Regions from separate parts of the Homo sapiens genome. Here region 2 is linked to region 1. The links are chromatin contacts, found by Hi-C or POLR2A ChIA-PET in ENCODE. All regions are on one chromosome and are shown on one strand. The core of a region is the stretch at or near the end of the contact, and the rest is flanking DNA. Distances in the headings are between cores, read along the strand shown. Region 1 overlaps PRKCE (protein kinase C epsilon). Region 2 overlaps PRKCE (protein kinase C epsilon).

Evidence for each region. Hi-C counts contacts between places; a loop is a spot of excess contacts on that map. ChIA-PET counts read pairs that join two places held with the same protein, here RNA polymerase II (POLR2A). Pooled maps may share reads with other maps.
Region 2: a loop to region 1 is called in a map of endothelial cell of hepatic sinusoid, with 5 times the contacts of the local background. The contact joins two enhancer-like sites. A Hi-C loop is called at or near these places in 6 of 168 maps with a recorded cell type or tissue (astrocyte of the cerebellum, cardiac septum, endothelial cell of hepatic sinusoid and 3 more) and 4 of 50 pooled maps. POLR2A ChIA-PET finds 5 or more read pairs at or near these places in 4 of 52 experiments (AG04450, BJ, RWPE1 and 1 more).

The regions. Positions count from the first base shown.
Region 1 is chr2:45,764,571-45,767,422 of GRCh38, reverse strand. The region is part of intron 1 of PRKCE (protein kinase C epsilon); the gene reads right to left. Among named protein-coding and RNA genes, the nearest start is that of PRKCE-AS1, 90 kb to the right of the region's middle. Within about 2 kb of position 1,567, at least 3 of the 41 ENCODE cell types and tissues checked have a DNase peak (open chromatin) inside an H3K27ac peak, as active enhancers do.
Region 2 is chr2:45,815,191-45,817,890 of GRCh38, reverse strand. The region is part of intron 1 of PRKCE (protein kinase C epsilon); the gene reads right to left. Among named protein-coding and RNA genes, the nearest start is that of PRKCE-AS1, 140 kb to the right of the region's middle. Within about 2 kb of position 1,375, at least 3 of the 41 ENCODE cell types and tissues checked have a DNase peak (open chromatin) inside an H3K27ac peak, as active enhancers do.

The DNA.
Region 1 (2,852 bases), core at 318-2,817:
AAGCATAACCAAGATGCTGAGATGATACATATTTCTGACATAAACATTCTTCCAAATTCTGAAAGTACTTAAAATTGCCCATTAAGAGGTTGGTTAAAAGGAGCCATTGCTGTGCAGATTTTTTACTTTCTTGTTCCTTTTTTTAAAAAGTTTCAAAGAACATCAATGTATTAAGTTAGAGGGTTGGGCTAATTCCTCTCTACCCTCCTTCCAGAAGCAGAGGTATTTGAGAAAACTGTTGCCTGCATCTTATATTTGAGATAATTATTTGATAATTAGAAAAAGTACATTTCTACGGGAAGCAAACGCAAAGACCAAAGTAGAACATGACCGTGCCATTTTTCCAAATTTGCCCACAGGAAGTTACTTATTTTTTTTTTTTTAGACTGAGTTTCACTCTGTTGCCCAGGCTGGAGTGCAGTGGCCTGATCTCAGCTCACTGCAACCTCCACCTCCCAGGTTCAAGCGATTCTCTTGCCTCAGCCTCCTGAGTAGCTGGGACTACTGGCACACGCCATCATGCCCGGCTAATTTTTTTGTATTTTAGTAGAGATGGGGTTTCACCGTGTTGCCCAGGCTGGTCTCGAACCCCTGAGCTCAGGCAATCCTCCCACCTTGGCCTCCCAAAGTGCTAGGATTACAGGCATGAGCCTCCGTGCCCGGCCCAGACTTTTTCTTTTGTCCCACAATTAGGAATTTGAATGTGAGTGGAAGAGGCACCTATGAAGCATGATTCAAGAGGCCCAAGATATGCTAGTCACCCTAACCAACATGTACCCTGCCTATTAGGCCATCCTAAGGTCTGAAATTCCACCATGAAGATTTCTCACTGGTTAGAAACACCCCAGGTTCTTCCTTTGTCTTACTGTGATTTGTTTATCATGCTTCCCTCAACTATCTCTCTCTGTCTCCGTGTCCCCATTAATTCTCTAGGAATCTCTCCGATCTAACCCAAAGGGAAATAGAAGGTCTGCAGACTGGGAAAAAAGAAGAGAGTAGAACCAACCCTCAAGTGGCCACAGGGCTTTTTCTCTTACTGGATTGAGAAAGTACTAGGCCTCACTGAAGTCTTCCTTCAGAATTGACAGAGGTCTGCACGGCACCCAGGACCAAAAAAGGTAATAGAACATTTGTTCAAGTCCTTCAGATTAATCAAAAGCCCCCTCCTTTCCTTCTCCCAGTCGATTATCTTGCCCTGAAATTTTGGATGAGCAGGAAACGTAATTGACTATGGAGTATACGGACCTGCACGCTTCCATGCACCACAGATCAACACTGCAGATCCCCATAAACACAGATAAACTTGGGTACCTGCCAGCAATGCAAGGGAACTGCTGTGCTTGCCAGAGTCCTAAAATAATCTCCCCTATCTCCAGTATTTGTTTTAACTTTTCTTTTGCCTGGAGGTGGGGGAGGGGATCAGGTTGGAACCAACGTCTGGACTTGCAACTTCATTGCAATAAGGTTCTTAGTTCTTTCTGCTACCCACAGTTACCCAATATAATTCCCTTTCCTACACTTGGACAGGCTTTTCTCTTGATTGGAAGTGGGAGGAGGGAGGGTGGCAGGAAGAAAGGGAAATCCCCTTCTGTGCATTAATTCTCTGTATTCTAAAAGGCAAACTCTGCCAAGAGCCCAGTTCTGGGAAGCTGCTCTGGAGACAGCCCAGGATCCCACTGGGTGGTCTCATCTTTGGGCTTAGGACGTGGGGGTCAACAGTCCAGAGTTCTATTTCCAGCACCATCAGAACTTTGGCCAAGTTACTTGACCTCTTTTCATAAATGCTTTCCCCCAAATGAAAAGGAAAAAGGGGAAGAGGAAGAAAGAAGTGAAAAAGAATGACACCACTGCAGAGGCAAAGATGAGGTATTGAATGAAGAACTTTGGAAGCAAACCACAAAAGGTATTGCTACACACAGCACAACAGCCCTGCAGGGAGGTAGTAGAATTTGAGAACGAGGCCAAACGGAGATGGTTACTCTACAGCTTCAAGGCACCGGGGAGTCCAAATGAAGCATCTCCTCAGCACTCTACCTACAGTTCACACCTTACAACCCAACCTGGAGACTCCATTGGCCTTGGCCATTAGTTTGACCTTTCAATAAACATATTGTTTTTATTGTCAAGAAAACCTCTTCAGAAAGCTTATTCTCCAGGCTTACTCATCATGTGGCTGCTTCTTATAAAAAACAAAAATAAAGGAAACACTGAAGAATTAAGTAAAAATTAATTAGAAGCACATGGTTAAAACAGGCTTAGAGTTATGCATGGCTTAAGAACGTATTAAGGGTAAAGCGTTTCCTCCATCCAGACTTGAAGATTTGCTGAAAACAAGGCCCGTGTGAGTGGGTGGGTTTTTGAGCGGCTGGCATTTTGGACTGTACCAGGCCAAAGCCACAGGGAGGAAGGCTATGGTTCACATGGGGTCCACGTCCTTCAGCATGTTTGCTCTGCTCTTGATGTCAAGGAGAGACCTGAGAGATGCCAGAGACTCCATTGTCTCTAAGGCATTCAAGTAGGACCATTGTGTGAGACATAAGAACAAGAATAAAGACAGGAGTTAGGAATATTTTTAATATATGTTGATTTTAATGGGTTTAAAATATATATATAGTCTAATTCATTTGCAGCAGAATGAATGGCAATTTCCAAGCTCAAAAATAATAGTAACCCCAGCCTCAAGTTTCTGGCATGGAAGTAATAATTTGAGCTTATTTCTAAATGGGCTTACTAAATGAACAGATCAATTTTTTCTCAAATTTATGATATAAAAGAAATGGATGAAAAGAAATTTGGGAAGCTGAAACCTGCTGTCACCTACCTCTTTCATTTAGCCTCAGATCTGAATTGCC
Region 2 (2,700 bases), core at 126-2,625, 51 kb before region 1:
AGTGAGATGCCCACGTGGCTCCTCTCACCTTCAGAGGGCAGGCAGAGAGAGAGACCCAGATTTGCCTTAAAAGGCAGGATTCCACTCCCAGCTTCATTGTCACCCATCTATAGGGTGACTGCAGACAGGCCACTGAACCTAGCAAAGCCTCGGTGTCAGCAGAATCTCAGGATTGGAAAGTTTTTTTTTTGTTTTTTGAGACAGAGTCTCGCTCTGTTGCCCAGGCTGGAGTGCAGTGGCGTGATCTCGGCTCACTGCAAGCTCCGCTTTCCGGGTTCACGCCATTCTCCTGCCTCAGCCTCCTGAGTAGCTGGGACTACAGGCGCCCACCACCATGCCCGGCTGATTTTTTTGTATTTTTATTAGAGACGGGGTTTCACCGTGTTAGCCAGGATGGTCTCGATCTCCTGACCTCGTGATTCGCCCTCCTCAGCCTCCCAAAGTGATGGGATTACAAGCGTGAGCCACCGCGCCCAGCCGGAAAGTTTTTTTAAAGAAAGTATTTGATTCATGATAAGACTTAACTTTGAAGCTGATGATGAGTTTGTATAATTAAACAGGACTACCCTGATTTAAACTTCTAAAAATATAGATAAAGTAAAAATAAGTAAGATATTTGAAAGTTGGTACTTGATAAACTGTGAAGCCTGATTACACATCAACTGCAAAGCTCAATAAGAAATGAGCTGCTGCTATCATGACAAGGCCTAGGGTTGCAGGCAGGGCTGCAAAGCGTTGCCCAAAAGAGGTCGCTCCCCCTGGGGCATGTCCCTACCCACAACACACACACACACACACACACACACACACACACACACACACACTCTACTTACAGTATATAATTTGAGTCATTTCTTTACACAACGATCTCTTTGTCCCCAATGTTCTGTGTCTCTGTGGATGTTTAGTAACACCTACTGTTATTATAAGTTCACAATGGTAATTATAGAAAACATGTTTTTAATCATTTCATCCTCACAAAACCCCCGAGCAGGGGGTCTCTTTAAAAGAGCTGTACCAAAAGGAATTAAGCCGATCCCCTTGTTCACACCTAGGGCCAGCTCACCTCTAACAATTAGGGGGAGGGAGGATGGACAGGAATATCGAGGAGGTAACAGGGCAGTGAGAAGGCTGGGAAGGGGCCATCTGATCCATGGGGCTAGGGCCATGCAGGGTGGCGCTGGGGATACCCTGGTACAGGAATAGGCTGTGCAAGAGAGTGCACAGAGGAAAGGAAGATTGCTCCAAAGACAAAGCCCTGGCATAATGATCATAAAAATATGGCATGAATCTAAGGCTAAGGAAAGAAAACAAAACAAACAAAATCCAGGAGTTTCACAAGAAGTCTGGAGTCTGGCCAGTGCTAGATTGCCAGCTCCCTAGTTGACACAAAAAGGCACCTCTGGGTGTTAGGGATGGTGAGGTGCCAAGTTATCCACCCCTGCACTGTAGGGATGAAGCCCATGCTGTCTCATCCCCAGGAAAAACAATCACTGATGGCTTTCCCAGCTCCGGAGCACCAGGACACTCCAAAAACTTTAAACCTCGTGACACTCCAGGGGGTAGTGAACAAATATCATTCAGCCTGGTCATCTAGGATGAATTCTCCTTCTATATTCATAGCAGGGCTGAGCCCAGCAAAGAGGTAAGTAAAGCCCCTCAAGCAGATCCTGAAATCACTCTCACTGGGAAAGTCCACACATGAAACTTCTGTATGACGCAGTGCCAGGCCTTGATGACTGTAGGGATTTTGGTAGCTGTGATAAAAAGCAAACAGATAAATAAATACAAGCATAAGTAAAGTTGTGCCTTTCCAGTACTCTTTACAGGCCAAGAGAAAATGGTTAAATGAGAGCCCCAAATGTACTTGGGATGTGTCTTGCATTAATCGCCATAAAGGTACCATCAACACTCTTGGCTTCTCATTTGTAGCTCTTGGCATTCACACTCTTCAGCCCAGGGCTGGCATGGGATTTGTGGAATGGATACCAGTGCTCCCACTTAACAGGTGAGAAACTGGGACTTGAGGATGACACCCAAGGTCACCTAACTGGAAGGCAGCTGAGGCAGAACTAGAATCTACTAGTTCTAAAAGGAGGAGTTACTAGAAGTAGTGATTTTCCACTCTAGATCCATGTCATTCCTCAACAACCTCCCTAGTTATTCCTTACAAATAAGATATAGAAAGTAGTATAGTTGCTGGGATATTCTATCCATAAAACATCTCCCTGCATGGAGTCTGGCTACAAACACCTGGTTGTTTACATTTGCCTGAGGGATTTGTACTTAGGCTATCTTCCACTGCAAAGTGACTGGTCAGGAAGTGCTTCTTGGGCACTTGTTTACTGAGATCTAATGGAGGGGACCGAGGAAGAAAAAGACAAAGCACCTAGGGATTGGAACCTGACAGGAGACAACCAATTGCAAACTAAGAATAGGGGAATGTAGGACACAATCAGGGGAGAGAATGGCGTAGGCTGGGGCAGTCTGGGAATGCACCCCCTCAGCTTCTGAGGAGAACAAAGGATTCAGAATCCTCTGGCATCACTGCCTGCTACACTTGCAGCTCAAAGAACATACTGCTTTCTTTAGGTTCTAGAACTAACACTTTGTCAAATTATTTCTGGATAAACATTGTAAAAAAAAATTATTTTCTTGACCCTGAACCACTGAAGAGAGACCAAAGAAGGGGGGTAACTG